4 separate regions of the Mus musculus genome follow, and all the other regions are linked to region 2. A link is a loop called in an ENCODE intact Hi-C map of the cell type or tissue named here. Cell type or tissue: left cerebral cortex. All regions are shown on one strand.

Region 1 (8,000 bases), 440 kb after region 2:
GCTCCAGGCTGCTGCATAGCTGGTGCCACCATAGCAGACTGTGCACAACATGCCTGGTCCAAGTTTGTCTTCATTCTCACACTTCGCCACTCAAGTTTCTGGGACCAAGCCACACAGGACGAGGAAATTGTGGAATCTTTACTTCCCTTAAGATCTCCTTTGCTCTCATGAGCCCCTTTCTAGTTCCATAACCTACAAACAGACATATATAAAGAAACACACACACACACACACACACACACACACACACACATTTAAGTTGAAATTCAACACATCAAAGAAAACATGGAACAATTGTCTTTCTGAGTCTGGCTCATTTCACTTAACAACACAATTTCTGATAGTATCCATTCTCCTGTAAGTGCCCGGCAGGTACTTGAGTATACTTTAACCACAAACAGCTGAGGACTGATTTGCTTTTAAATTTGGTGGATATGAGGCCATATTTGTGATTACTGTTAGTGGCCCATGAATTCCAGACTCTTTAAACGAGAGGCAAACGGGAGTGCCTCCACCTTGAGGCCATTGTACCTGCCCAGTGGAGGCAGCTGAAACAAGCTTTGCCAGTCTAAACACTGACACTCTTTGGCCCTGAATAGGAAGTATTTTAACTACTCTGGCTTCAACCAAATGCTGACTCTGCCCAAGAAGCCTACTGTCCTTCAAGCCCCTCTGTCAGGGGCGGCTCATCTCTGTTCCTCTGGGCACTCCTCCACCCAAGACTGCTCCAGAAAGCTACTCTTACACCCTGGAAAAACCCAACTTCATGGAGCTCTTGGTTCTTCTACTCCATATCAGCTCCCACTATCTGCCAACCTCCAGGTCTCTCTCTGTCTGTTAATGGAACTAAGTGGCCTGCCTAGTGCTCAGAGACTATTCAGGAGTTGGCAGGGAAGAATCCGATTCAAGGGCTTAGATGATCATCTAGTTTTATATGACAGAAGTGAAGCCAGTGACTGGGTTAAAATGATCCTTTATCATTGAAGCTAGCGAACGGGTTAAGATGTTCCTAGCATCACTGAAGCTTGTGAGTGGCTCAGTATTCTCCTATCATCATTGAAACTGGCAAATGGGTTAATGTTTGTCTAGCCCCACTGAAGCTGGCAAATGGGTTAAGGTACTTGTGGTGGTTTGAATGGGTATGGCTCCCATAGACTTAGATGTTGGAATGCTTGGCCCATGGGGAGTGGCACTATTAGGAGGTGTGGCCTTGTCAGAGTGGGTGTGGCCTTGTCAGAGTGGGTGTGGCCTTGTTGGAGGAAGTGTGTCACTGTGGGGGCAGGCTTTGAAGTTTCCTATGCTCAAGCTCTGCCCAGTGTGGAAGACATTTCCTGCTGCCTATGGATCAGCATGTAGAACTCTCAGCTCTTCCAGCACCACGTCTGCCTGCATGCTGCCATGTTTCCTGCCATGATGATAATGGGCTAAACCTCTGAGACTGTCAGCCCCAATTAAATGTTTTCCTTTAGAAGAGTTGCCTTGGTCATGGTGTCTCTTCACAGCAACGAAACCCTAACTAAGACAGTCCTCCTAGCACTAACAAGTCTATTTGGCATTGTTTCTGCTTTGTCTCATTTCCTAAACCTTACTCCCCAGATAATTACTTAATAGTCAGCTTGACATCTTAACTCAAGTCCTTATGCTTGTACAGAGACCACTTTATCCCTTGGACATCGAACCAGCTCTTAGTTCCTTCATTTTGTCTGCAGAGAGACATAATGCTTGTCTGCAAACTAACTCACATGTTTTGTGTTAGTTAACAGACTGTACTGAAGACAACAGAGGGGCTCTGGCTGGTGTCTACTGGAGCCCACTCGGTTCTTTTCAATACATTTCCATTTCTCCTCAAAGTGTTGGTAAGGAGAGAAGGCAGGACACAAGTAAGCCCTTGGAGCATCCCTGCAAGAAGGTTAAAGGGGTTGTCATCATGATGTCTACACAGAGAGGGTATGAGGAGGAATTGACAGCTTCCTAATTGTGTCACCAAATACTGTCATGGTTCCCTGAGTGGGAACAGACTCTGCTTTGGCACTGAGAGCACAGAATCCCAGTCGTGGTCTCCAGGGAGCTGTGGCAGCTGCGGTGACAAGAGAAGGATGCAGCAATTTGAAAAGTTTTTTTTTATTTTAATTTAACCCATAAGTGAATGAGACAGAACAATATAATAATATCAAGTTACCAGTTTACAAAAATCCAGATGGCTCTAAATTATTTTATGACAGAACAGAACTCATTAAAGTTGCCTGTACCTATGACTAACCTTTTCATTTTCAAACTTATGTAGGTTGTGGCCTAAGTTTTCCTATAGAGCAAGTTGCTATACCAGGCTGGTGTAGAGAGGCCTCCTTTGTTGTCCACATCTCCTTATCTCAGTCTCGAGTGGGTTTGGGTGTTAATCTTAGATGTTTACACTTTAGCTAGGACTGGCTAAAATTCCAAACTTCCAGCCAACAGTATTGGGAACCGAGATCCTTGGAAGTGGCAGCCAAAGCAATAAAGAGTATCTGGGACTAAGACTTTCACCACCAATTCCAAACCAGAGAGAAGAAATGAAGCACCCAGCTACTTACACCAAATTTACTCACTGAGTAAACCGTCTCCCAAGCCTAGGAAGCATTCTCCATTGCTAAGGGAAATTTGCAGGTCAGCAGCAATGGGCCAATTCCCTGGGACAAGGGGTCTGGTCTGTGCCTGGATTAGTCCATGGGTTCCCCACACTGCAAGCTGCTAAACCATGGGTAAAGGTCTGTCTGGACTTGTTCCTGGCTTGCTCAAACAGGCCCATATCATGCCAGTCACTGGGAAAATATGCATGAGACTGCCAAGCATGTAGCCATGAGAACGAATTTCGGACCTGACTCCTGGAGACTGGGGTTTGGAGTTATTTGTAGATAAAGAAGCAGGGTGGCCTGAGGTGTCAGAAAAGTGACTATAGGTGAAGACTAAGGACGCATCAGCGATCTTTGTCAGGACCCCTTCACTGGATCTATGTTTCTAAACAATGGTGGCAATAGCATGTTCTGAGTGTGAAATTTTAAGCCTCCAGATTTCAAAAGGTCACCCTTGGATATCTGTGCAGGCTGCAGGAAAGGGCCAGGAACTTAAACTGGTTTACACCTTCAAGTTCCTGAAAAACACCAAGATTGCCACAGCACCCCAGGTGTTATATCCAGTAAAGCTAATAAAAATACGCGTGATCCCTAAAATTGGCAGTAAAAGCAACTTGGAAGCAAATGAAGAGCGTCACAAACCTCCTCTTGCTTAACTTTTGTCTTGGGGATACTGGGTAAACTAGTAACTACCTTGTGTCTGGTTCTTCACCCTAAAAAACAGCATCAAAGATTTCTGGGAGTTGAGAACGTGTGGTCTCTCACTGCATGGAGTTGGGTTCTCTGAAAGAGGGCCTTGAGCCAGGTTCATTGCCCTCTAGACTGTCCACTGTGTAAAAAACCAGCTAACCAATCACAACAATAGCACAAGGATAATGATGGTCTTCTTGATATTTGTGAAACTGGAAGGTGGTATCTCCCGGTTGGGCCCATCATCTGGCTGACTGGCTGTGAGGTGTCCACAAGTTTGGGAGCATCCAACCTATATAACTTCTGCAAGAGCTTTGAGGCTAGAGTTCCCCTGACTGCTCCATGAGGTGGTTATCCAAGTAAAATCACTTTTCCTTTGCCTCTACACCTTGTCTTTCAAATTAACTGGCATGCCCTGAGAAGAACAGCAACTCTGATTCCTATAAATAGTCCGAGGAACATTGGGTCTTGAGCAATATTTTTGTTTTTGCTGTTGTTGTTTGTTTGTTTCTTAAAGACAGAGGCTCACTGTGTATTTTAGGCTGGTCTTGAACTCACGATCCTCCTACCTCGTCTTCCCAAGTGCTGGGATTACGGATGTGCATCACCATGACCCACTAGAGTTATAGTAACTCTAGGTTCCGATTTTATGTGACTTTATATACTCTTCTAAACAATGGGCTGAGGAAGAAGCAGAAGTATGGGTGTTCCAGTGGGGCGATTCGAGCGTCTGGGACAACAGAGAAGCCCACGATCTAAAGGTGCTCGGGCATCTAGGTTAGGACTGCACTCTCAGAAGCCATGTCCTTCTGTGCATTTGTCTGGAGCGTCCTCTTCACACATTTTTGAGCAAGTTGGTGCCCTTCCGGGTTCTCTGCCGAATCTGCGGTTGCAGACGCGGCGGCTGCGCGCGCCTGCGGGAAGTGCGGCTGCGCGCGCCTGCGGCCTGGCTGCGCTATTTCATCATGCACCGGGCGGGCCGCGCGCCGCTTCCGTAGCCGCCCTGCGCACCGCCTAGGCGGCGTGCTCATGCCCTGTCTGCTCCCCTCGCTGCTCAGAGCCACCCGCGCCGCGCTGCCGCTCCTGTCGCCGCCCCGAGTGGTCGCAGCGTCCGCGTCTCAGCGGCTCCTCAGCGCTCCCGCGCAGCCCGCCGCCTCCCGGAGCAGCATGGACAGCGCGGAGGAGCTGCTGGCCCCACTGCGGCTAGCCGTGCGCCAGCAGGTACCGACCCTCGCCCGCAGCCGCGCGCCGCACCCCGCTCCTGTCCGTCCTTCCCCTGTCCCCGCGCTGCGTCGGCATCCGTGATCCTTGGGCCTCGTGCCCTCTCTGCGTACCCCGAATCCAGCCGTAGGCTTCGCCTCCCTCTTTGAGCGCCCCGATGGCTCGGCTCAGCGGCAAGCTGATGCTGCGCGCTTCTTTTCTTTAGTCTTGGGGATGCTTTGGGAAGCGTTCCCTTCTCTTTATCTTCCTTGCTTCAGTGTTTAGCCTGAGGACTGGCTCACGGTCGAAACGTGGCTATGGGGAGGTGTCGACCCCCCACCCCCCTCCAATACTGATGCGAATTCATGATCCCTCTCCTGTCATCTTTCTGCCTTCTGAAGAGAGTGTCTGGAACCAGCGAGCTTTCGGATCAAGCTGGAAATTGTAGATGGACTGACCGAGCCACTCAGTGAAGTCATCCATTCTTAGGGTGGAACACCTGAAAATGTCATTTTGCGGAAGGGAAGGGAGGTTTCTTAGCTGGAGAATCTGGGGATTTAATGCAGATCTCCTTTTTTTACTGTAGCACTGAGTGGTGGTGATCAGACTTAAGAGGGAAAGGAGAAAAGTATTTGGAATGATACCCACACCCAGTGAGAGCCAGAGCTTACAGTAGGGCCCGGCATCCATGACCTACTAGCTGTAAACACCGGTCGGGTTGCGCCTGCTCTGGCGCCTGATGCAATCGTTTGTCTAGCTAAGGAGGGTGGAATCCTGTCTTAAGGATAATTCATTGGAGCTGAGGTGCTGCAGCTTCGAGGAATTCTGCCACTTTGCTCCAGTTTGAGCCCGACTCAGTTAATAGGCTTTCATTTTGATTTTCACTATGGGCTTTATTTTTTCTTTTTTTAATTGTATGTTCTGTACATTCAGTCTCCATCCACCTTCCACTCCCCACATAAATGTATGTGTGACTCCTTTGTTGTTTTGTTGTGACCTAACTCCTTCCTTTGGAACAATACATCTAATTTTGGGGGAAAAAAAAAAGCACACACTGCAAACCCCTCCCTCTGCCACGTTAGCCTGGAACTGCAGTACATAGTATTCCTCTGTAGTAAGACTGAATGTAGTTAACTTCAGGACGCATTGATCATGGAGAGCCTTCCTGTACAGCTTGTGTGACCTTCATGTCCTTTGTTGTTGGTTTTGACTTGTTTTTTTGGTTTTATGTGTTTGTTTGATAGGGTTTTTGGTTTTTTTTTTTTTTTAACTTTGGGATATTTTCCCAATAGTTGAATTAATTTATTTAAGTTAGTTTGGACTTTTTTCTTTTCTACTTTTCCAGAAGTACATATACACTGATTAGTTGCGTGGAAAATTTGAGTCATACTGAGTCCAGTGTCACTGGAAAGAGTTTGAAGATCATCTAGTTAAACGGTTTTCCTCTTGGACATGTATGGAAAAATGGAGTGCAGTCCATGTCACACGTTTTCATTGTAAAGCCTGGGCAGTTGAAGACTTACTGAGGTGTCGTTTGGAGGTGTTAAAGGATCGCTCTTAACAGTGGCGTGCATTTTGAAGGGGGGTGTTACCAGAAATAGTTGTGCCCCAAAGTAAAATTCAAACTGGTTTCTCTTAAGTCTGAGCTTGACAGATTCACAGGGCTTCAAGAATTTCTCTATAAGATAAGTGGTGATATTAGCAATCATGAAGGTTTTTTTTTTTTTTTTAAAGTATATTATGATTCATGAAGCTCCAAATGACCAGGACACACTGTGATGAGCACAGGCATTGGTAAAGATTTTTTTTTTTTCAGAGTCCTAAAATACATTCCTGGGTTTATGTAACTGATTATAAAAAGTTCAGTGCTGTGGTTTCTGAGGTAGAAATAACTTTTCTGTTTCTTTTTGAGGTAGGTCCTACTTTGTGGCCTCAGAGCCAGGGTTTCTGGTCTCCCAAGCTGTCTTCAAAGACAGCATGTAGTGGAGGATGACCTTGACCTTGCAGCTTCCACCTCCAGAGGGGCTGGGCTTGAACTCCAAGCTTTCTGCATGCTAGGCAAGCATATACCACCGAGCTGTCTCTATGCCTTTGAAATTACTTGAAAAATATCTTCATATATTTATATTTATTTTCTGTATGTGTGTACACATGCATGCCACACACTCACTTGGAGATGTAAAGACAAGTCTTCAGGATATCACTTTTCTGTTACTGTATGTGGAAGTTTTGCAGGAATGTGTTCTCTGCTTCCACCATGGCATCTCTGGGAATCAAACCCAGGCTGTCAGGCTTGTTAGCCTCACTCTTACTGGCTGAGCCAGCTCACTGGGCCTTTTAAATCTACTGCTTGTCAGAGCTTTGATCAAAGAATTTCTACAGTTGCCTGAAACGACTTAGAATTCCACTATGTATGATTTCTTTGATAGACTCTACCCGGAAGTATTTTGAAATACTTAGGACCATACATTATAATATATAACATATATGGTAATCTGTCTGATAAATTAGAAGTTAAGAGATTAGCAAATCACCATAAAACTTTATTTTACTTTAGAAAGTAACTATTTTCAGAATGTTCATGTTATATTGTTTTGTTTCTAAGGTTTATTTTATTTATTTTATGTATATGAGTATACTGTAGCTGTACAGATGGTTGTGAGCCATCATGTGGTCGCTGGGAATTGAATTCAGGACCTCTGCTCACTCCAGCCCAAAGATTTATTTATTATATGTAAGAACACTGTAGCTGTCTTCAGACATGTCAGAAGAGGGCGTCAGATCTCATTACAGATGGTTGTGAGCCACCATGTGGTTGCTGAGATTTGAACTCAGGACCTTCGGAAGAGCAGTCAGTGCTCTTAACCGCTGAGCCATCTCTCCAGCCCAATATTGGTTTTTTTTGTTTGTTTGTTTTTGTTTTAAGCAATTTAAAAATTTTTTAAGTTTTCCAAGTTTCCGTTTTATTTTGTAATACAAATATTTCTCTACCCACAATATAGGCTGGTAAATTCTTTGTATATTGTAAATAGTGTAAGTTGAAACTTCCTGATAACAACACCTAACTTACCTAAGAACACGTAGCTCAGCAGCCAAGTGACTGTGGAGTGTCTCGTTTACCCTTCTGATCATTTAGCTGACTGGGAGCTACGGCTTGCTGCTGCCACCCAGCAACCCACAAGTAGCCTATATATCTCTGGCCTGGGAAACAGTAGAAGCTCAAAATTTAAAGCACGGTGGTTCCTACCAAGATGGAAATGTGTAAGTTAAACCCTAAGTCAGGACTTAGCTGCTCAGCAGTAGCTCACAGAAAAGCTCTCTTGGTGACTCTGATGGTTAAAGGGGAGTCCTGAGGATGGGGAGATGGCTCAGCCGGCAGTGAGCTTGCTATGCACTCATGAGCGTCTGAGCATAATCTTCAGCATCCATGAAGAGTGCTGGATGTGGTGGCACATTTGTATGGTTCCAGGAGCCCCACTCTTGAGGGCACCCAAGGGGGCC
Region 2 (8,000 bases):
TTCTGTACTCTCCATAAACAGAGCCCTTTCCTGTGTTTTCCCTCTCTGCATCTCCAGGCAGAGGTGTGGCTTCCCGGGCTGAATGAATGAATGGATGCAGATGACTAGAAGGTGAACTTTCTGACCGGCCCTAAGGAGGTGCTGGTTAAATACTTTCTGAATGGAAATCATCACACTTGGTAACATTATCTGCCAAATCTTTGTTTATAAAAAAGAAAAGCGAGTGTAAAACATCTGGAAATCCTTCTACTTTTTACTTCTATAACCACACCTTTGCCATGGATGAAGCCTGACTTTCTAGAAGGAATGACTTTCTGTCATCCTGTGCTTTGGCCAAAATGCCACCTGCCAAGAAGTTAAACAGGTCGCTTGAAACAGTTATTTGTGTATCTTTTAGAAGCAGGCAAATAGATGATTGTGCATTTTGCTGTTGAAGAAAAATGACACATCTTAACATTTTTTTTTTGCACAATTAAAAGGGGAATCGGATATTTTACCTATGGAATGGAGTTCAAGACAGAAAAATCTGTTAAGCCTTTTCTATTGGCTGCTTAATTATAACCTAAGTATTTCTGTAAAACCTCAAATACTCTAGATATAATTTTATATAGAATAAAATGATAATGAAATTAATTTGTCAAGACTCCATGTATCCAGGAATTTCTTTCATGGTCTTGACCTATAGAACGGGTTTGACAATTTTCTTTCTCCAAAGGGAAACAGGTATTTCAGTTTTTTGTTTCAGTTTGTAGAGGTAAAGGAACTGTTAGCTTCACAGGCTAGTGTGAATGGGTGGGCCCTTTATCACTCTGCCTGCAAGGCGTAATTACTTACGTGGAATGAAACAGGGAGCCGTCCTTTTCTAAATAGCCTTCGTAGTGGACCAACATCAGATCCCCTCCCTTGGTCTTGCGATGGCAGATGAATGGCTTCTGGAGAACTTCGATTTTCACTTCTGGCTCAGGAATCAGAGCTCCGCTCAGAACCGTGACCCACAGTGCCAAGATAGCGTTCCACAAGAAAAACCTCATGTTACCAAAGCAGAGGAAAGGCCCCCGACTTCATAGAGTTAAAAATGTGCCAAAAGCGGAGACAGCTTAGGCCAAGCAAGTTCAGGACTCCCCCAACAGACACACTCCCAGGAAGACGTGGCACTTTTTCTAACAATTTTCACACAGACAGCGAACTCACAATAAAGAGTTAAAGCCCCATCCAAACATGATTGGTTCTAATAAGGCAGCTTCTAGGGAAAGGCGTCCTTCCACTGGCTGGCGCTGCTGTCCCTCAGGCGCCTCCCAGCCAATGGCGCCGAAAAAAATGTAGTGGTTCTGTGTGCTGTTGGGCCCTGGGCTCGGATGTGCCCCTTCGGAACAGTCCTAGAGCCCGCTGATTAGGAAATTCTCCCACCTCGGGAAGGCAGCTGGATCCAGGCTAACATCCTCGGGGGTGGGAGATGGGGGAAGGGTTGTTTCAGTGAAGTATTCCAGCTGCGGAGTCTGGAGCCAGGTGACACTCGGGTTTTTGGAAAGACCAGACACTGAGAAGCAGCCTTCTTCAAGATGCCACAAATAAAGGCTCAGAACTATGGTTACTAATTTAGAACAGAAACTCTAAGGACCTACTAGGATGCTTTAAGGTTCGCAAAGCACACTCTGGTGCAAGATCCTCACTAACTTAACGTGGCTATTCCCACCCACCCACTCCCCCCCCCCCCCCCATTTAGACAGTGTCTTAGGGTTTCCATTCTTGGGTTAAAGCATCATGACTAATAGCAAGTTGGGGAGGAAAGGATTTTTACCTATTACACTTCTATATCATAGTCCATTATCCAGGGAAGGCAGGGTAGGAACTCAAAACAGTAATCAGGAAGCAAGAGCTGATGTAGAGAGGCCATAGAGGAGTGCTGCTTACTGGCTTGCTCAGCCTGCTTTTTTTTTTTTTTTTTAATAGCACCTAGGATCACCTGACCAAGGGTGGCACCACTCTCAGTGAACTGGACCCTTCCACATCAATCAGTATTTAAGAAAAAGCAGTAGAGACTTGCCTACAGGTAAATCTTATGGTTCGGAGATCCTCGTTCCAAATTACTCTAGCCTGCATCAAGTTGCAAAAAACTAGCCCGGAGAGAAGCTAGTTTAAAAAAAAAATTAGGTTAGAAGTTAGTGCCCTGCTTAAGTTCACTTGGCCGAAAAGAATTGGCACTCCACCTTAAGACTTGGCTTGATTTCATTCTACAAACATCGCTGTCAATGAGTGACTGCTAATAATTCGTCACTTATGTGACCTTGGTGGTGAGTAGATAATACTTAAGGACGGAGAGAGAGAGAGAGAGAGAGAGAGAGAGAGAGAGAGCACTTGTTTTAACAATTATACAGCTTAAAGTTCTAAACGGCTGCCCTCATTTCAGATGTAGTCCATTGCTGCAATCTGAGAAGAAACTAGAAATCACCAAAAGAGATTAAAACAACAACAAAACACAAACAAAACAACAACAAAAACAGGGCATTGAGGTGTGCAGTCAGGCAAATAACCAACTAAGTGATATATTATTTATTAAACCTGTCAACCTTACACTAAGGGAAAAAATGCCTGCACTTTAGCCCTTGAGAGCATATTTCTATAACACTAACATTTGGTTGTGTTGTGCTTCTTCTCAACATTCACCTTCCATCTAACCTGTGATAGACACTTTTCTTGGATAAAAATCCTGACAACAGTGCATTTTCATACTTTCATGTACTTAGAAATTCCCCTTGGAGAGCTTGTAAAAGTGCCGATTTTTAATCCAAAAGGTCTGGAACCCCCGAGAGATTTTTTTTTTTTTTTTAACAGAAGCCCAGGTGAAGTCAATGTCTGCGGTCCAGAGACCAAGCTTCCAGTCAAGAGGCCGGCAGTTTGAACAGCGCCTTACACAGAAGTGCATCCGGAAACTACAGACTAGCCTCATCCGAGGATTCCGGGTCTCAGCCCGCATCCTCCTCCACTGACAAACTTGTCATTAAAAGCTGGATCCCTGGAGCCTAGACCCCCATGGGTGACCTGCCACCCGCGTGCGCATCGGAGCCCCGCCCACCGGTCAGCCCCTCCGCGCAGTGGCCAAACCCTGGCGTGGATTTGGTAGCGTGCGCACAGCGCAGTGAGCATGCGCGAGCGCGCCGGGGCGGGCGCTGTGGGCTCAGTGGCCGCAGGAAGGCGCCCGCGACCGCCGCCACAGGGGCCGCGCCTCCCGCGCCTCCCTCGCCTCTCTCTGGCGGCCGCTCTGCGGCGTCCACACCGACTGCGCCAGGCGCAGGCGCAGCCCCCGGGACCCGGAGCTGGTGCTCCCAGGCTGTCGCGGTGACCCCGCCCCCGGGCCCAGGATGTGAGGCCGGCCCGGCGTCCCCGCGGCGGGCCGGGGCGACGAGGGGCCCGCGGGTGCCATGGAGGGCGTGCTGTACAAGTGGACCAACTACCTGAGCGGTGAGTGCCGGCTTCCGTGGGTGCGGTGCGCCAGGCGGCACCCTCCGCCGGCTCGCGGCCCGGATGGAGAGTTGGGTACCGGGTGAAGCCGGCAGCCTGGGTCCGCTGCGGGGTCCACCTCAATCTCGCGAATTGGGTGGGGGGCGGCCTCGCTTGGGCCGCGCAGCCCAGCTGCAGGGTGCCGAGTGCCACCAACCCCTGGATTCCAGAGTCTCCACGCAGTCGATCTCCCTAGGCACCTTCAGGGTCATCCCCCTGCCGACCGAGGTAGTGGAACTCTAGCACCGCAGCCCTAAGCCCTGAAGTGTACGCTGGCGATCGGCCTTTTCTCTCCGAACATTTCTTTTGTTTCAGAACTCTGTCATAAAAATGAATGCAGATATTAACAACGGTGTCCTTGTCTTGCCCAGCACAATGGCTTAAAATAGCACCCTGCCCCCTTTCTAGCTCTTGGAAGCACTTTCCAACTATCCAGAAGTTAGAACTATTCCTCAGCTTTGAAGATGATTCTCAACGAACATTATTTTCATCCAAGCAGCCAGTATTTTATAAGTACTATGCTATATGAACAGTGCTGGGTGCGTTTTAAAGTTAAACTTTTTTGTTAGGGAAAATGGGTTAACATTTAACGTGTCAGTGGGGATGCAGAAACTAGAAATCTTACCAACTAGAGCTAGGGTTTCCCCATCCTTTGGTGGGGCAGTTCTGTAGTAAGGACAGGTGTGTATGGCTTGTGAAGATCTGGCAGAGTAACTTTGAGGAAGTCACAGCCCAGTACAGGCAGAAGTACACCTGTCAGCATGTACCTGGAATCTCCAAGTAGTATAGTAGTTAGCACAGTTAATTCATTTTTTTTAAAATCTCTACCCGAGGGTCTGATGAGAAGGTTTTCCTTAAGACCTGGCCTTCACTTCAAGGATCTCCACTGATGTCAGCAGAGAGATTAGGTTATACAGGAAGAACTCAAAGCTGGCCTGCAGGTCCTTGAATACTGGAAGCCGATTAGCATGTTGTTTAAGAGAAGGCTTGACGGTGCCATTCTCCCAATGCTGTCCTAAATGCTGAGAAGTAGGTGTGTATCTTAATTGTAAACCCTTGAGTCAACTTCACCCTTTACTGTCCTCCTCTGAACCCTAGCCCGGACACACACAAATCACTTTCTTCTCCTGCCCCACCTTAATCATTTCCGTCTTCCTTTCCCTCCCCTTTCTGTGTGGAAACTTTTGGTAGTAAAATGCCCTCTCCCCACAGTCTTCTGTATCCTTCATTGCACCAACATTTTTCTAGCTGTCTCTGTGGATCTATCTTCTGTGATGCCCCTGCCATCTGTTTGATGGTAAGAGTCAACTCTTTTCTTCCCTAAGTAAGAACGGACAGTACTGTTGAGTGGCTTCTGGGCAAAGCCCTAAAGGCATTGGAGCCTTCGCTGCTTTTCCTTTGGCTTGTGTGTCACTCACTGTTCCATGAAGGCTGAAGGCTGTCACACCGCTGACTACTTTTCTGGATAGACTACTCTGCTTAAAATTGAGGGTCGGTTGGCACATTGGCTTTCATTCAACACGGCCTTACTTTGGAAGAGAATGGCACTAGCTTAGGAAGATCACATGGGTTCCCTCTGCTCTCCTTTGCTGTCGGAGAGTGAATGATGAACTTAGATGGAAAGCCTTTGCCTTTAGAATAATATTTTCCGAGTTCTCTGAGAATGTCGCACAGCTCCTTTTGCTCATGTTCATCCCTCTTCCCATAGCCACCCTTTCCACCCTCACTCCCTACTCACCTTGAAGTCGTCCTCCTGCTCCTCCTCTTTCTCCTCCATCTCCTGCAGCTAATGATGCTCAGAGACTCTTGGGAGTGGGGCCCGCTAAGGATCATACCATTAAAGAAAACTGGCACTTGCTCTCCCAGCAACTATCAGCTGCCAGGAGTTCCTCAGCCAGTGCTGGGATTTCATACCTCCCTCCCTCCCTCCCCGATGCTGGGATTGTGTCTGGCTTGAGCTTGCACAAGTCCTCTGCAGGTTGTCACAAACACTGAGTGCATATTTGCAACTGTGTTGTTATGTCCAGAAAACACTTGTTTCCTTGATGTTTTCTAGCATCTCTGGATCTTACAGTCTTTTCGCTTACCCTTCCACTAAGATCCCAGGGCCTTAGGAATAGGGGGTGATATGTTTATTCCATTTTGGACTGAGCACTCTGTGATCTCTTACTTCCCACACCTTCACTAGTTGAGGGTCTCTGGGTTAATTGACATCTATAGTGATGAGAAGTATTAAGTATTAAGCAATGCACTGATGTGTAAGTATGGAGATAATTCATTAGAAGCTGATTTAGTGCTATAGCGTTTGGTTTAGCTGAATAGCAGTATTAGGTAATAGTATTAGGTTCTCCTTTTGGACTCTTGGCCCTGCTAACAGTACCAGGAATGGGTTCCATTTCATTGAGCAGGCTTTAGATCCAGTCAGGAATAGTTAGTTATGCCCGGAACATTCATGCCACTGTTGTACCAGTGAGGGCATATTACCAAGCCAGTTATTGTAGCTTGTAGAAGTCACACTGAGTGATACTGATGATTGCTTTTTCTCTGCTGGTGTGCTCGGTAGCTTCCAGTGCTAGGAAAGCTAGCCAGTGGGGCTGAGGTGAGCACCAGTTCGATAACCCTGTGTTCTGTGGCTCAGATGTGTGGTGTCTGACGCTTATTTTAAAAACTTGGTTTTTGCTTATAGTTTACGTAGTTACTTTAAAATACAAATCCCTGTCCAGGATTTCTTTCCTTCTGAATTTTTCTCCAAAACCAGCTCATAAACGACTCCTTTTATGTGGCTTGTGTATTTATGCTGATGAAAAGCTTAATAAGACATTCTAGGTGTCTTGCACATAGTGTGGTGTTGCACACCTTTAATCCTAGCACTCAGGAGACAGAAGCAGGTGAATCTTTTAGAGTTCTGAAGCCAAGCCCAGTCTCCTTAATGAGTTCTAGGACACCCAGAACTACATAGTGAAACCCTATCACAAACAAGCAAACAACAAGTCGGTGTCAAAATTGAGTGGAAAACTTTAGTATATTCGTTCACCCTTTGAATCTTGGGTGAATGTATTAATTTATCTTTTATGGTACTATCTTTTGTGGTACAACCCAGGCATAGTGTGGCTGGGCACATGCTCTTGCCACCTGCAAACCATGATGATATTTTAATTTGCCAACTGCTTGTTCCTAGGCACTATGCTAGGAACAGGGCAAATAGTGTTGTACAGGCAGACAGCTCTCCTGTCCAGCGTGCCTGTGGTCTAGCCAGTAAGAAAGACTGGACAAGTAGTTAGAAGCAGGTTCCAAATGTGTGTAGTAGGCTTGGAGACAGCTTGGAGACCCAGGAGGTTAGCCTGGGTTGTTGGGGAAAGCTACTTTAGTAAGTAGAGCCAGCAGGTGGAGTCATGTGGGCCAAGGCAGAGGCACAGTAGGAGGCAGTGTGGAAGAATTAGTGACACAGTGTGCTTGAGGGCCTTGACCAGGATAAGGACCTGGAGTTCTTAAAGAGGAGGAACCATCTGACTAGAGGCAACAGATATGTCAGGGTGTTTGGGAACCTTACCAGGGCCTGTGTAAGTGGTGCGGAGTGGTGCGGAGTGGTGGTGGTGGTGGTGGTGGTGTGTGTGTAGTTTAAATGAGCTACTCTGCTTTCACAATAAAGCATTTCCTAGTTACAGGTCTGGGATCATTGCTTAGTGGAAGAGCTTGCCTACCGTGCAAAGCAGATCCAGGTGTTTTGTAAGAGCCAGGTGCCTGCAATCCTAGCACTGAGGTTGCTGAGACATTGTAGGCCGGCCTGGACTGCGCAGTGAGACCTTCTCTCTCTATACGTCTCCTGCACTTACTGTATTTTAACAAACACTGTGGTTATTTTATGGGTATCTATTACTTTTCTCAGATCCTGAGAAGAGCATCTAAATTTATACCCTGAATATGATTCAAGAAGGCAGGAACAGAAGAGAGGAAAGGCCCCTTTCGCTCAGTTACCAGGCTTCTTCAGTGAAAGAGAAATGAAAAGCTTTGGGGCCATCTTGCTCTTGGAAGTACAGAATAGTGACCACTCAGTGATTTGTTGTTGAAATTTCTTTTCAGATGTTAAGTAAATTCGGGATATTTAAAAGGACTCAAACAATTTGCATTGTGACATACACAGTGAACAGGTGTAGGCACTGTTCTCTGTTATTCATGTTTTTCCAAACCTAAAATGTGGTCAGTGTCATCTGTGCAGGGTCGTTGGATAGGGTCGGCGGGAGCTGGACCTGGACAGCGCTCTTATCACTGCCAGTGCCAGTCATTTGGCTATATTTTAAAAATTTAGTGTCATCCCCCCAATCAAAAGAATGGGATTTACCAGTTTAATTCTAAGACATCTACTTAAAAACACACCATCACTTTATGGTGTGATGCCCGCTATTGTAAACAGTTTGCATTTGGACCTAATAGTAACGTTGAGAAGCCTTTATCATCTCCACTTTTGAGATGAAGACAGTGAACCACAGCATTGGACTGGGCTT
Region 3 (8,000 bases), 400 kb after region 2:
GCAGGCCACATGCAAGTATGATGTCAAAATACAAATAACATCTATAGATTGTGATGTGCTCGGAGGCCAAAGCAATACTCTGAACACAGAGGACTTTCATTTGGTACACTTCCAGCTGACCTCCGTCTATTTTTACTGTCTGAAAACATGCTTCAGTAGGCTCATTTTTACCTCTGTGTCCCTGAAGCAGCATTCCCTAGAATACCAAACATGAGTCTATGATCTGACAGCAAGAGAATGTCAGCCAGCTCTTCCTTGGCAGTCTGCATTGTATCAGGCACCCTGTCGCACAACTCTGAGAATTTTAATTCTACTGTGCTGTTCAATGCCTTTATTACTTATTCAATTGCAATCTCAAAGCATTTTAACCAACTCACTTTCAAAATCATTTTTTGACAATTAAAAGTTTCATAAGTTTTTGCAATAAACCAGAAAGATAATTTTTACTAAGAGACAAACAGAACTAAAAAATAAGGGCTTTTATTTTTTACCTAAGAGAGACAAGCACCGCACCCATCCAATTAGTAAGTGTGACCCTCCCCTTCTAGATTTGTTAGGAAACTCCTGGTTTCTAACTTTTGTACTGACTCTGAAGAATAAAGAGTATGTCTACAGTGTATCCCCAAAGCACATCCATACAGCACGCTTTGTGTCCCTTATTACTGTAACTGATAATTAGGAGCCACCTACTCATCCAGGGAACTTATATTGCTTTTGTTCATTCTCCATACCACTCCCCACACTTCGTCGCCAGGACTTTGAAAAATGGTAGCTATACCTCCGTGCCACCTCTCACTCATTTTGCCTTGGAAATTGCCGAAGTCGAGCTTAAAGTCCTGCAAAGGAAACCAAAGCGATATGATCAATATCTATTTGGGCATGATATTTCCTCCTTCAAAATACAAATGATTTGCATTGGCCTCCATGCAAATAAAACATTCAACAAACTTTTGTTTCTGTGTGTACAAAACTGTGGGAAATACAGATAAAAAGATCAAGGCCCAAATCTGTAAGACTATAGATTCTTTCTTATTTTCCTTTAAAATTGAAGATTATTCTAAACATACAGGCATCTAAACATTAAAAATAAAAACCAAAAACCTTAAAAACAAAGATCCTTAAATCCCAATATACCACACAATAGCTCTAGACTGCTTGCTTTCTCTCTCTTTTTCTTTCTTTCTCTCTGCAAATGACGTCTCAGTCTACTTAAATGCACATGTATTTCTACTTAGACTTGCTGAATGATGGTTACACAGGGGTTATGATATACTTTTATATCTGTAGAGTATCTTACCTGCAAATCACTGGATTTGCCCTAAGGGGTCTGGCATGTGTGTGAGCATTAATCTTCATGAACTGTACCAATTTCTTTCCAGGAACCTAAGAGCAGCTAAGACTTACTGAGTATTTATTGTGTGCTATCACAGTAGCTATTACTTTACCCAGACCAATGTTTTGCTACAGCTTAGAAAGATTAAGCCTCTTCTTCTCTAAGATCTCACAACTAACAAGCGACAGAGACACCTTTCTAATTTAGCTTCTGCCATTACTGATGGGCAATCAGGGCTGAGGGGCCTTGCCTTGTGTGGTCTAGGAAGATGTCCTCCCATCTCTCTAGGGCTTAGTTTCCTCAGCAGCAAAATACAAAAGGATGGGCTCAATGACAGTGTTGTCAGTCCCTTCTGGTGGATATTATTCCTGTCACCTATGTTTGCTCAGAAACCTTGGTTGATACTTCAGGGAAAACACTGATCCACACGACAAGGCGCTTCACGCAGCAAACTGGATATTCCAGTATCAGGAGATCTGATCAAATCCACACCAGAGACTGGCAGCCTCCTGCTAAAGGCAGCAGGCTGTGTCATTCCGTCCGCTTCAATGGCTCAATGCTCGTGTGTAACGTAGGTAGCTACCAGTCCAGATCAGCTCTTTCTTCTGATTTAGGGTTGACCTGATCTCCTCATCTCTGCCAATCCCACCTCTACTCCCCATTTTGAAATGTCTGGGTTTCTTGGGATTCAGCTTAGGCCTTTTTTGAATTTATCCAGGTGCCCAGAATAGTCCCACTACCTCCAGCAGCTTCCAATACCATCGGATGCTTCAGCTACCTTTAAAACCATCCCACATCTCTATTCTGAGGCTCAAAAGCTCTTAGATCTGGGACGAGCACACAGTTAGGGCTGATCTCTTCATCTCTTTGCCAATGTTCACAAATATTTACTGTTCATGTGCTTGTCTGGAAAGCATCTTAAACTTAATTTAGTACAAAGTTAGTTTATAATTTTTACCGCCAAACCTGATTCTCCTCTGTGAACATTATCACCATCACCTACTTGGTTGTTCAAAAACTGTGTCATATTTGATATACCTTCCCTACACACACAGACACAGACACACAATCATCAAGCCTTATGATGTTATCTTCTGAGTATTACTCTACCTTCCCTGTCACCACCCTATTAGATCATGGTGGCATTATCTCTGACATGAATGTGGCAAGATCGTAACTGGGCTTCCAATAACTTGCCCTATTTGCAGAGTAACCAGAATGAGCTTTCAAATACATAAATCTCATCGTCTGCTTTCATCCTGTAAGACACTCCACTCACAGCATGCAACAGACTGTCCAAAGTTCTCTGTGGTCATGTTAGGATATGACACTTTCTTATCTTTCCAGCCCTCATGCCACATCTCCCTGTAGACTCCAACCACTTCCTTTATCTCCTGTCCTTTGAACAAGCTACCCTCCCTGACAGTTTTTTGCTCTCCTCATCTCCCTTCAGGTCTCAGCTTAAAAGTTATATCCAGGAAGGCTTTCCTGAGCACCTAGGTCAGGTCCTCTGGTCATATATTCTGTTGCACCTTGCAAGTCCTCTTTTAAGGCTAACCACAGCTATAATTTATCATTTATGTGGTATTTCTTTCCTGTACTTCACGTACTTGAACTCCAATCCTACACTCTTTGGAGTTTTAGATAGAGTACAGAGCGTGACTCCCACTTCTGAAACTTGAAAGGCTAGGAGCTAGTTATCAGATCATCTTGCTTGCTAAGTAAGGACGTGGATTCATGGTGAGATTTAGCCAATCAGGGCACCTCGCAGGGGCTCTCAATTAGTGCTGGTGTTTAAGATCATTAGGGACTCCACTCTAGGCTTCAGGAATTGCAGAACTGTGGCAAAGCAGCAGTCAGGAGTCAGTTCCATATTGTGCTTACTAGTTGAGGAAAGGTGTGGCCAGTTTCCAGAGCAGGGATGGCCCTCTCCTGTAATGCTGGTTGTGTATACACACACACACACACACACACACACACACACACACACACACACACACACACACACACAGTAGTCCACCTGTTTACTCAATCTTTCAGGTGAATCCATGAGCTCTCTAACAGCCTTCCAACACCCCTCCCCATTCTCCTTTCTGAAATCAGCTGGTTTCTGTTGCCTGAAATCAAGAATTGACAAGGTTATCAAAGTTGGCTAAAATTATTAAGGGCCCTACACACAATCAGATTGTACACCAGAAAGGTCCTCCAAATAGCTAGGCTGCTCAGTCATCCTTGTAACCCCAGCACTGAGTGCCAGAAGAATACGTATTAAAGAGGAAATGAACTATGGTCAAGAACACATTTTATCACAGTTAAAAGCTTATTGGGCTACTCTACTGAGGGAACGAACATTGCTATCAGTATTGAAGACACGGTTCCAGGTCTCAAGGCCAGGACGCTAAGATCCGAAGGAAAGGACAGGCAGAATTTCACAGAACTGTGGGATAGATAAGGTACGCACAGGACAGAAAGCAGCTAGTTCTCGACTAAGAAGCACCTATTAAAGGCATCTTACGGGATGCTCATAACCGGTGGAAAAGGGCAGCCAGTGGAGGGTTGCGAACTCCGACGGTGGCTAGAGGTTCCCGGCAGGAGTCGCAGCTAGCCCGCTCTCCAGGTCGCCCGCACAACGGCACTGACCTGCAGGCGCGCCACGCAGCAGAACACGGCCGAGGGGTTTCGCAGGTGGATCCTCTCGGTCAGGAGATTGCTGCCGTAGGCGAAGTACAGGAATGTCTCCCCCTCCTGGCCCGCATGGCCCTCACAGTCGGAGCTCGCCATGTCCACTTATCCACGCCAGCAGCGTCAAGCACAGAGAAGCCGGACTAGCGCTGCTAAAAAGAGCAGTGCGCCGCCACCCACGCGGTAGTGCAGAGCGGCGGGCGGAGCCGCACAGAGAGCGCGCTGAGGATTGGCTGCCGGCTTGCCGGCGTGAGCTAACTACCAGGATTGGCCTGTCTACAGCTCCTCCCGCCCACTGACGTCGCTTTTCTATTGGATGCATCCCTCGGATGTACGGCCCCCTGCCTGAGGCGCCGCTGATTGGCGAGTCTAACGGACAGCCCGAGAGTGGCTACTGGCGACTGTGTTTTCCCCACCTGGCGGCGATTGCCCAGGTCAACCAGTGGTGCGGTAGGCTCTGCGCCTGGTATAGAGGAGACAAGTCTCAAATTGCTGTCGGCCTAGCCTGGATCTTGCGGCAGTTCTCCTGCCTCAGCCTTCCTGGAATGGGAAGGCTGATCCTACAAGTTTTCTTAGGATCACTACCTGAAGTTGCCTCACTGCATACCAGGGTAGTCTTTCTCCCACGTTCAGATCCGGACATGCCATTTGCTAGCCAGTTGACTCTGTTCATCGTTGCAATCTATTTCCTCTTTTTAAAATAGAACGACACAAAACACCCATGTTGTTGCTCTTGAAATGAAGATAGGAGAGCAAACTGAAGGTCTAGAGCAATGACTGCCGTTGGCCCTCAGAAATTAATCTAAATTCAACTCCACACTGACAGGTGCCAGAATTCCTGGAGAAATGACTGAATCTTAGGTCAAAGCTGGGAGTGAAAATTACCTCTTGAAAGAACAATAATCCAGAAAATGAGAACCCCAAGATGAACAAGGTCATTCCTAAAAGACCATTCACTAGACAAAGCGAGAACAACTTAAGGAGCAGAACGACTGGAAACTCTAAAATGATCCCTAAATGTATGTCATTCCCTTCAGGAAGTAAACCAAATTAAAACAGAGAAGAGAACCATATTGCCATGCCATCAGTGGCTAACACTTCATCACTTTTAAAAAGTGGGTATTTAAGAAAATGAGTGTTCTGCCTTTCTAGTACCAACTGTATTTTTGAAAACCAAATAGCTGATGAGGAAGCAATTCTTTGCTTTTTTAAAAAAAAGTATACTGGCTAAATGCAGGAAATGGGGGTACTGGGATTAGAACATCTGTCTCTGGTGCAACCAAACTTCCCGTCAGGAGCATCAGGTCACAGGGATGTTTATAGAGTCTCAGTTATCCCCCAAGGCTCACTGCTAGTCATTGGACAGGAAGACCATGATTATTTGGGAAACCTGACCTCTCTCACCTGATAGCCAGTCAATCTGGTCACCAATAAAAGAAGACTATCCTGACACAGTCAGAAAGCAACATGAAGCTGGGCATTGTGGACTGCACCTTTAATACCATCACTCGAGAGGCAGAGGCAGGCAGTTCTCTGTGAGTTCAAGGCCAGCCTGGCCTAGAGAGTAAGTTCCAAGATAGCCAGGGCTGTTATACAGAGAAACCTTGTTTTGAAAAACAACAACAACAATAATAACAACAACATGAAGCAACACGAAGCCCCCACATCTGTGAACTACAATTTACAAAGGATTTTTAGCCTCAAAAAAAAAAGCCTTTTATCTTTTATATCACCCTCTTCCAGAAACCATTCATGTATAAGAACAAATGGCAATAGAAGAAAACAGTGAAGAACACCTTGAACTTATCTCTTACATTGTTGTGATTAAAAATAAAAGGTAAGGCTGGGGCCAGCTACATGGATCTGGAGGTAAAGCACTTGCTACCAAGCCTGCAGACAGTTACATCTCCAGTACCCATAAGGTAGGAAAAACCCAGCTCCTGCAGGTCTCCTCTGACCCCTACGTGCATACACACACACACTCTCTCTCTCTCTCTCTCTCTCTCACACACACACACATACATACATACACACACATACACACACACACATACATACACACACATACACACACATACATACACACACACATACACACACACACACATACACGCACACACACACAATAGGTAAGCATATAGATGTAGTAAAAAGTGTTTTTAGAAAGACAAGACTGAGGGAGGGTTGTTCTAGTTTGAGAGAAACGAGACATGAAGGCTCAATGTGATGGCTTGTCCTTGATAGATTCTGATATGGTGACTCAAATAGAAATATATTTTAGGGACAACTGAACTTGAATTTGGATTGCAGAATTTGATGGTATTAGACAATTACTATTAAATGGATAGTGGTTTGTCTTATGGAGGAAATAGTTTTATTTTAGCATGCATACTGACATATTTAGGCTGATGCGTTCGTTATCTATATTTTAAAAGAATTCAGAAAAATAGAGAGCTAAATGCTAATGGGAGTGATATGTATGTGGGTGTTCACTATACTGTTCTATTCTTTTTTTTTTAAGATTGATTGATTGATTGATTATATGTAAGTACACTGTAGCTGTCCTCAGACACTCCAGAAGAAAGAGTCAGATCTCGTTGTGGATGGTTGTGAGCCACCATGTGGTTGCTGGGATTTGAACTCCTGACCTTCAGAAGAGCAGTCGGGTGCTCTTACCCACTGAGCCATCTCACCAGCCCCTTTTTATTTTTATTTATTTATTTTATTTTTTTTATTTTTTATTTTTATTTATTTATTTATTTATTTTGGTTTTTCGAGACAGTGTTTCTCTGTATAGCCCCAGCTGTCCTGGAACTCACTTTGTAGACCAGGCTGGCCTCGAACTCAGAAATCCGCCTGCCTCTGCCTCCCGAGTGCTGAGATTAAAGGCATATGCCACCACGCCCGGCTATTCTTTTCTTTATATTTGAACATATTCATCTTAGGAGTGGAAAAGGCAGAAAAAGATAGATAGAAAGAAAGCACCTGGCACTGGTGTGCCTCGGCAGGCACTTGCTGTGTAGTCTGCAGTAGGACACTGCTGTCCTCTCACCCCACACACAAGGCAGGCCTGTACACATACTGGTCCTCTCAGAGCCCGAGCTTCTCGTCAGCACATATTCTCTACGTTGTCCTGATCTCTTCAGGCCTCAGGCTCTGTTTTAAAAGCTGCTTATAACTATGTAAAATGTGTTATTTAGGGTTTTGATGTAAGATGTATTAGGTTGGGGTAATATTTTTTTTGAGACAGAATTTTTGCAGTATTGTCTAGACTAACCTTTAACTCCCCATCCAGCCTCAATATCCTAAATGCTGGGATTACAATCCAGCCCCAACACAGGCATCAATTTAGTTATCTTAAAAGTTATCGCCAGGCACGGTGGTGCACGCCTTTAATCCCAGCACTTGGGAGGCAGAGGCAGGCGGATTTCTGAGTTTGAGGCCAGCCTGGTCTACAGAGTGAGTTCCAGGACAGCCAGGGCTATACAAAGAAACCCTGCCTCAGGAAAAAAAAAATGTTATCTCTCTTCCTATACATCTTTCAGATGGCTTACTGTCATGCCATGCAGTTAATTATTCTCCACACTGTTTTTGTGAAAAAAATTCTAAAGTGAAGTTTAAAGTTTCCTTAAACTCTGAAAGCCTTGCTTTTTCCAAATATTTATTTAGCTATCCCATGAAGACTGGGGTGCTCAAAGCAATGTTGGCCAGTAAGGAGCAGTAGGTAGCAAGGTTAGTTGTGGGGTTTTTGTTGTATTTGTTTTGTCAAGTTTAACCAAACCCAAGTTAATACTGGTTAACACTCACTGAACCCTTGGCCTGAATTCTCTTGTTTACTAACTCATTTATCCTTGAAAATTCTGTACAGAAGGTTATGTTGCCCTGTCCCAGTGTGGGCACACAGGCTGGGTACACAAGGACTGAAGCAGGGTTGTGCGTGGGGACCTTCTCTTGAGTCACTGCCTCGGTGCGGCCTCCCAGACTG
Region 4 (8,000 bases), 420 kb after region 2:
TTTACCCTACACTGCCTCATACACTTCCACCTCTAACCCACACATCAGTTTCTCCCGCTAACTTCTCTGTCTGTCTCTTCTTCTTAGCCTCATCACAACCTTCACCAACCGTTCCCCTTCTCTTCATTACCTGCTAAAGTCATCGACACATTGTGCCTCCTGTACCTCTTAACTGTGGCAACCCAGAGCCCTGAGTCCTGCATGTGCTTGCCTACCAAGATGGACTAAGGCCCTTCTTTGAGGCCCTGTAACTGCCTGACTCCCAGGTTCACCACCTCCTTCTCAGGCCACACTCTGTTGTATGCCATCAGTTTCAAGTTAGACTATGCTCTTAGGATTTCTGAAATGGGAACTCTTTCAAGTCAACCAACACACTTAAATGTGATAAAAATAAGCTTGCTTGTTCCTTCTTACAATTCATCATGGCCCGGTTCCTTTCCGTGTCTTTTTAGTCTCACACTGTAGCATCCCTGTGCTGGAGAGTTTTGTCAACTTGACACACGCTGAAGTCATCAGAGAGGAGTAAGCCTCCTTGAGAAAATGCCTCCTGTATGGCATTTTCTTAATTATTGATGAGGGACAGCCTAGCCCATTATGGGTGGTGCCATTCCTGGGCTGTGGACCTGGGTCCTAGAAGAAAGCAGACTGAGAAAATCATGGGGAGCAATCCAGTAAACAGCACCCCTCCATGACCTCTGCATCAGCTCCTGTTTTCAGGTTCCTGTCCTGTTTAGTTCCCATTCTGCCTTCCTTCAGTGACTAAACTGACACATGGAAGTGTACAGCGAGTAAGCCCTTTCCTCCCCAACTTGCTTTTGTTCCTGGTGTTTCATCACAGGCATCTTAACCTTGACTAAGACCACCCCCATGGAAGGTTCTAGCAACTCTGCTTAGTCCTCTCTCTTCCTCCTCCTTCCCAGCTACCCTGAGAAGGCAGTATGGACAACATTGTGATGACTCAGCATTTTATCTTGTGTGCCCCTGGGTGACACACCTTCCACAGTCTTCCTTTCTGCCTTTCTCTTTCCTCTTCACCACATCTCTCCTGTGTATCCTATAGGTGCCACAATTCTGTACGGTCTACACCTTAACCCCCTTCTCAATTAGACTCCCCCATCTTTCATGTTGCCATTAACGTACAAAGAATGTTTCAGAGAGTTTAGTTTAAAGCACCATGGGCACTCACGTGTGAAGGACATCCATCATATACAGATGCCACTGTCTTGGTTACTGTTTAAGAGATACCATGACCAAAGCAACTCATACAAGGAAGCATTTAAATAGGGGATTGCTTACAGTTTCAGAGGGTGAGTCTGTGGTCATCATGGCAGGGCACATGGCAGCAGGTGGGCAGGCATGGCGCTGAAGCAGTAGCTGAGAGCTTATATCTTATTGGCAATTTGGATGCGGAGAGACAGCAAGACTGGGCCTGGTATGGGCTTTTGAAACCCCAAAGCTCATCACCTGCCCCATCGACAAACCTTCTCCGACAAGGCCACACCTCCCAGTAATTCCTAAAACAGTTTCATCAACTGAAGGCCAAGTGTTCTAAGGTAAGAACCTGTAGGAGCCATTCTCATTCAAACCACCAGAGAAGTCACCAGAGAAGCAAAGCAGTTGCGAAAGTAGTGAGTTATCCAGTAGTGAGGTGGGGCCTGGGAGGTGGCTCAGCTGGTGAAGTGTTTACCACACAAACGGAAGGACCTGCTCAGGTCCCCTTGTTCTGAGGATGGCTCAGATTCAGGCATGAACCACATTCCTGGCTTGGTGTTTTTGATGCAGTTATCATCCACTGGATACTGGCTTGAGATAAAGCACTTAGCATCGTTTAAGCAGCAGGACATCAGACCACTGAGGAGTTCTCACACTGGGCTGCATCATAAACACAATTTTTAAAAGCCATTTGGACCCATTTTGCATTCAGCATCCTAATTAGCCTGTACCTAGCTGGAGGACAAGTCTAGTGTCTCTTTTGTTCCCCTCTGGCATTCCCATAATTCTTTTGAGGCTCCTGTAACTTTCAGGGCTAGCATGGTTGCAGGCTATAGTTTAGTTAAGAGAAACAAACATGACCAACTGTGGTTTCAAATGCCTTTAATAGCAGCACTCTGGAACTGGTCAGCTCCAGAATTCTAATGTCTTCTAAGCAAAAATATTTGCAAATCCCTCGCAACATCAATTCTATTACTTTGACTTTCCTCTATATTCAGCTGTCCCCTCATCTGAAGCCACAGATGCTAGGAGGCAGCAGACCATGCATCTGGGTGTTAGAACCTTCCTTAGCTCTCAGTTGCCTGCATTCTACTTTCCGCTTCTATGAACTTGACCACTTTAAATACCTCATATGCTTGAGTTGGGGTTTCTATTGCTTTGATGAATCACCAGGACCAAAAGCAACTTGGGGAGAAAAGGGTTTATTTTGCTCACACTACCAGGTCACACCCCATCACAGAGGGAAGCCAAGACAGGAAACTCAGGCTGGGCAGAAACCTGGGGGGGCAGGAGCTGATGCACAGGCCTTGGAGGAGTCCTGCTTACAGGCTTGCCCCTCATGTTTTGTTCAACCTGCTTTCTTATTGAACCCAAGACCATCAGCTCAGGGGTAGTGCCACCCACAGGGAGCTGGCCCTCTCACCTCAATCACTAAGAAACTGCCCCACAGGCTTGCCTGCAGCCTGATTTTACAGAGGCATTTTCTCAATCAAGTCTCCCTCCTCTCAGATGACTCTAGCTGTCAAATTGACCTTAAACTAGCCAGCATACCATGTAAATGAAATTATGTGATGATTGTCTTTTTGTATGTGATTTATGTCACTTGGCATATGTCCTCAAGGCTCCTTCTGTGTATTTGTGTAACAACATTCACTTCCTCTTTGTGTCTGAATAATAATCCACTTAGCGCATGCATATTCCCTGTTCTTCAGCAAGAAGGCGCACTTGGAGGCTGCCACCTGCTGGCTCTCGTGACTAGAGCTTCCATAAAGTAGGGAGCTGTGTTAGGCACAACCTCAGATTAAGGTGGGCCGGCTACATTGCACAAGATCAAAGCAAGCTGTGTAGACTGCAAGCCACTCCCACCCATGCTCCTCCCCTGGCGTTCTCAGGATGGAGGGAGGGAATTTACCAGAGCTCCTACTTAGTTGCTTTTTTTCACCTTGATCCCAAATCAGCAGCCTGCATTTCAGCAAAGGGCATGGGGCCAGCCCCATCTCAGGTCCCAGCAGGCGTGGGATGTCAAACAACACCCCTCTCCACTCTCAAGAGCCCTGTGATGCTGTCCTTTAAGTCCTGCAGACAGCTAGATGAAGTTTAGTCATCATCTGAAGCACTGTAGGATGGGAAGTCAGGGGTAAGCTCATTGTAACAAAGGAAATATGCATACAAGGAAACATGCCAAAAGACCTTGAGAAGATTTGGGTTAGGTGAAGCGGGGGAGGTGGGGGGATTCAGAGCTCCAGGCCAGCCTGAGCTACATAGATAGCAAGACCCTGTATCAAAAACCAAACAACGGTGGCAGCAACAAAGGGGGAGAATATGCGACACATGGAGTGTGGTAGAGTGCGTTCCTGGCATGCCAGGGCCCCTAGATTCAATTCCTAGTGCTGCCCAAATGAATACCGGGAAATACACACCATGTAAGCCTTTCCACTTTCTTTTCCTTTCATTTCTTCCCTCGCCTAGGAGTATCCCTGGCAGCCAGTCATGCTGAACCATGTTAGACAACATTATTTCCACTAGGGGGCAGCGCTACACTGGCAAGCACAGGCATTCTCTCCTGCCACAGCTTTCCCTTCTCGCTTTACATCTCTGTTAGAGAATTGGCAGAGACCAGGTTCGCTCGGGTTGTTGTTGCTTGCTTGGTTTAGTTTGTTTTGTTTTTGAGGATACAGCTCTTTCAGCCCTTATCGGTCCATAGTATCCCACCATCTCCTGAAGATGAAGTCTGAGCTCTGGGACCATGTGATCACGGATCTGTCTTTCTAGAAAGTAACAGAGCTTCTGTCCCTTCTCAACTGTGGGCTGCCTCAGACTTTGAGAATAAGAGATTTGGGGTGATTCTGATCGATGCCACTTGTTGACTCAATACATCTCTCACCTGCAAAGCCAGGGCTGTGGTGGCCCCACGGCGTGGGGTGTGGATGGAATGAGTCCACCACAGGCCTTACCACACAGATATGCAAAGCCAAAGTCAGTTCTTAGAGATCAGCTGACTAATAAATAGTCTCTGCTGGTCTCCAGGCTTCTCCAGTTCTCTGGCCAAGAATAAACGTTACATTTTTAGTGCTCATCTCATAACCGTATTATAGCCATAGGCAGAGAGGTGGTTATTTCTCGTGACAGAAGGGGAAGCTGTTTTAAATTTCCTAAACTTCCCGATTCTCCCCAGCATGCAGGTTTTGTTTTGTAGTGCTGGGGATCAAGCTTCCTGCTCTAGCACTGAGCCGCGCAGATCTAAGCACTGGGGATCGCAACTCTTGACAATTTCCCTAAACATCCAAATGCTTTCACCCTTGTTCAGCGAGGTGCCAAAGCTGAGTGGTAGCCTAGCTATTTTAGGATCTTTAAACATGAAACATGTCCCTTGATACAGAGTAGGTAGTCAGTATTCATTTCCTAAAGAGACTTACAAATTTAGCTGCTTCGGCTTCGGATCTCAGTGTATTTTCTCAAGTTTTCTCTTCCCTTCCCTACCTCTTAAGGAGTGATCTTGCTAAGGAGTTAACTGAGCCCTCTCCCTGCTGAATTCCTCCTGGTTGGTTTTGGGCGCGTTTGAGAGCGCCCTTCACCAGAGTGCCCAGAACTCCTGACCAGAAGAACTGAAGTGGGTTCTTGAGTTGAGGTCAAATCTTTCCAGCAGTTAAGTGAAAACGCAATGCCCAGGACCACCTGGGTGGCCCAAGGCGATGCTAAAAGGAACTCAAAGCGCATCTCATGAAGTGGAAGGATGTTAGTTCTCCGTGGGCCTTGAGTGAGCTCTCCTGGGGGTGACGTGAGCAACTGTCTAAGCCTGCAAGACCTCATGCTCTGCCTCTCCCTTACGAGCTCTGTGGCCCCCAAGGCAGTGCATTGCCTTCTGGACCCTCCCTCTCCTCCTTAGCTCCTCCCTCTCCTCCTGAGCCTCTACACCTGAGCCCTCCCTCTCCTCCTGACCCTCCCTCCTGAGCCCTCCTTCTCCTGAGCCCTCCCTCTCCTCCTTAGCTCCTCCCTCTCCTCCTGACCCTCCCTCCTGAGCCCTCCTTCTCCTGAGCCCTCCCTCTCCTCCTTAGCTCCTCCTGAGCCCTCCCTCTCCCCTGAGCCCTCCCTCTCCCCCTGACCCTCCCTCCTGAGGGTGATTGCTATTGTTTGGCTCCTGTGTTCAACCCTTCAAGACCAAGGAGGATGGGCCAAGCATGACATACCTGGGGTTTCTTCCACAAAAACAAAAACCAAACCCAAACAAGTAGCATCAGCCCTGAGCAGCTGATATGGCTTAGTTCTTCCCTTGGGCTGATGTCGTCGCCACCATCACCACCATCATCATCACCACCACCATCATCATCGCCATCATCATACAGTACCAGGACTTCATGTGTGCAGGCAAGCACCAGCACTGAGTATCCTCGTGAGAATACTTTCTTTTCAGGGAACTTGAATCTGAATGGGAATCCAGGGACGGTTGCAGCCAGGCCCCTGAGGTAGAGTCCCCAAAGTGCCTGACCTTCCCAGAACCTAACCAGTTCCTCCCTTGACTCTGTAATATACCCTAGATTCCTCACGACTCAAGCTGTCCAATCATCTAGATTCCTATCTAGGTCCTCAACATGTCTAGGCCACACTGGGGTCCAGAGCTCAGGGACAGGGGAACAAGGGTTGCTCTGTGATTGCTGAGTGTTTCAGGATATATAGAAGGTACAGGGAGGGAGAAAAGCAGGCAGTTCACCTGTGTTCAGTCAGGTGGGTCTCCTTCCATCCCTGAAGCCTGAGATTTCAGTAATTATGATGGCAAAGCTGGGCACTGCCCCCTTAGGCCTCTGTTCCTAAGCAACTAAGCCCTAACAGGAATGTAGGATGGGGTCCTCTCAGCCATGTTGGGGTGGGATGAGATTTTCTCTGCTACTGCCTGTCACCCCTAGCCCCTCTGTCCAGACTACTCAAACTTGGAGTCTACACTTGGCATCCACACTGCTTTCTGCCCTTAGGAACCATAAATGCCCCTCCCCCTCCTCATTTAGGCTACAGATGAACACATAAATGAGAATCAAATTCTTCAACTCTCATTTATAGGGCAGTTTGGATGCTCGTGATGGCTTGAATATGCTCAGCCCAGGGAGTGGCACTATTAGAGGATGTGGCCCTGTTGGAGTAGGTGTGTCACTGTGGCTGTAAGACCCTCATCCTAGCTGCCTGGAAGCCAGTATTTGCTAGCAGCCTTAAGATGAAGATGTAGGGGCTGGAGAGATGGCTCAACGGTTAAGAGCACTGACTGTTCTTCCAAAGGTCCCGAGTTCAAATCCCAGCAACCACATGGTGGCTCACAACCATCTGCAATGAGATCTGATGCCCTCTTCTGGTGTGTCTGAAGACAGCTACAGTGTACTCATATATAATAAAAAATAAATCTTAAAAAAAAAAGATGAAGATGTAGAACTCTCAGCTCCTCCTGTACCATGCCTGCCTGGATGTTGCCAAGTTCCTGCCTTGGTGATAATGGACTGAACCTCTGAACCTGTAAGCCAGCTCCAGTTAAATGTTGTCCTTATAAGACTTGCCTTGGTCATGGTGTCTGTACACAGCAGACTTTCATAACTTCTGTTAGTTTCACTGTGTCCCTGTTTAGTTTCTGTTTCCACGATCTGTCCTTTGAAGAAAGTGGTGTGTTGAAGTCTCCCACTATTATTGTGTGAGGTGCAATGTATGCTTTGAGCTTTACTAAAGTGTCTCTAATGAATGTGGCTGCCCTTACATTTGGTGCGTAGATATTCAGAATTGAGAGTTCCTCTTGGAGGATTTTACCTTTGATGAGTATGAAACCCTAACTAAGACAAGGCTCAAGACTCATACTGAAATTGCCATTGATGGTGCGGTATTGTAATGCAAGAGGCTCTGGGGGTCCCAATGGACAAGCAGTAGTGAAAAGCAGAGAACGGAAGAACAGAAAAGGGGCTCTAGTGCACCATCCAGGGGTTAGCAAGAGAAAGAAGGGGCTTGGGCCTTGCCCTGGCTAGGTTTATGTCAACCTGACATAAGCTAGAGTCATCTCAGAGGAGGGAACCTCAATTGAGAAAATGCCTCCATGAGATCTGACTGTGGGCAAGCCTGTGGGGGGAAATCCCTTACTTAGTGATTGATGTTGGAGGACCCAGTCCACTGTGGGTGGTGCTACCCTGGGGCTGGTGGCCCTGGGTTCTATAAGAAAGCAGGCTGAGTAAGCTGTGGAGAGCAAGCCAGTAATCCGATATGGTCCACGCTCCATGGCTCCTGCTTCCCGGTTCTTGCCCTGAGGTCCTGCCCTGACTTCTCTGGGTGAAGAACTGTGGTATGGAACTGTAAGCAAAACAAATCCTTCCCTCCCTGAGTTACTATGGGCCATGATGTTCTATCACAGCAATAGAAACTCCGAGGCAAAGGCATGGCTGGTATTTTTAGCAGGCTGGGAGCCATCTGTTTTGTCCTTGGAGGGTTTCTGAGGAGTCACTATCCTCTTATCACTTGAGGGAAGTAATTTGGGTCCCCTCAGGAGACTGCTCTTGTTCCAAATGCAACCTCACAGCTGTGGGCAAGCTGTGGTAACCTGTTCTGTGAGACTCGCTGGCCCTCGGAAGTGCTTTGTCATAAAGATGTTTGTCGCCCAAGCCTATCCTTCCTGGAATCCCAGGTCAACTGCAAAAGACAACTACAAGGAAGAGAAACGTTAGAGACGAAAATAAAGCCCTAGAGGAGCAAAATGGGGCAGCGAAGCCAGGGGCATGGAAAAAAGCCAGCGGCGTGGCCGTCTCTGCATCAGGAAGGGTAGGTGCCTG

The links. Peaks named below come from ENCODE experiments on the same cell type or tissue, not always from the same donor. Only the 100,000 strongest peaks of a DNase experiment are listed, where the experiment ranks them.
Region 1: it touches region 2 in a loop (2.2-fold over the local background); 2 of 42 quality-filtered maps call a loop at or near these places.
Region 3: it touches region 2 in a loop (3-fold over the local background); 6 of 42 quality-filtered maps call a loop at or near these places.
Region 4: a loop joins it to region 2, with 2.3 times the contacts of the local background. A loop is called at or near these places in 2 of 42 quality-filtered maps.

The regions. Positions count from the first base shown.
Region 1 is chr6:55,033,714-55,041,713 of GRCm38, forward strand. Gars (glycyl-tRNA synthetase) reads left to right here and starts at 4,288. Exons shown (of 17, transcript NM_180678.3): 1 at 4,288-4,520. The coding sequence starts at 4,329. In left cerebral cortex, no CTCF peak of the experiment used is centred here; DNase peaks (open chromatin) are centred at 4,253, 4,969 and 5,162; H3K4me3 peaks cover 2,290 bases; H3K27ac peaks cover 1,804 bases.
Region 2 is chr6:54,592,013-54,600,012 of GRCm38, forward strand. It overlaps Fkbp14 (FK506 binding protein 14), which reads right to left and starts at 1,162. Exons shown (of 4, transcript NM_153573.2): 1 at 835-1,162. The coding sequence starts at 1,031. Plekha8 (pleckstrin homology domain containing, family A (phosphoinositide binding specific) member 8) reads left to right here and starts at 3,099. Exons shown (of 14, transcript NM_001164361.1): 1 at 3,099-3,459. The coding sequence starts at 3,420. In left cerebral cortex, CTCF peaks have their summits at 1,273 and 3,197; DNase peaks (open chromatin) are centred at 1,287, 3,135 and 3,656; H3K4me3 peaks cover 3,151 bases; H3K27ac peaks cover 1,490 bases.
Region 3 is chr6:54,988,722-54,996,721 of GRCm38, forward strand. Ggct (gamma-glutamyl cyclotransferase) reads right to left here and starts at 4,146. Exons shown (of 4, transcript NM_026637.3): 1 at 3,974-4,146; 2 at 691-836. The coding sequence starts at 4,114. RefSeq lists an enhancer at 4,361-4,390 and a cis regulatory region at 4,371-4,380. In left cerebral cortex, CTCF peaks have their summits at 4,130 and 4,390; a DNase peak (open chromatin) is centred at 4,244; H3K4me3 peaks cover 1,358 bases; H3K27ac peaks cover 938 bases.
Region 4 is chr6:55,013,442-55,021,441 of GRCm38, forward strand. No RefSeq gene overlaps it. Among named protein-coding and RNA genes, the nearest start is that of Gm38539, 15 kb to the left of the region's middle. In left cerebral cortex, CTCF peaks have their summits at 2,963 (motif pointing left) and 3,731 (motif pointing right); DNase peaks (open chromatin) are centred at 2,969, 3,741 and 4,493.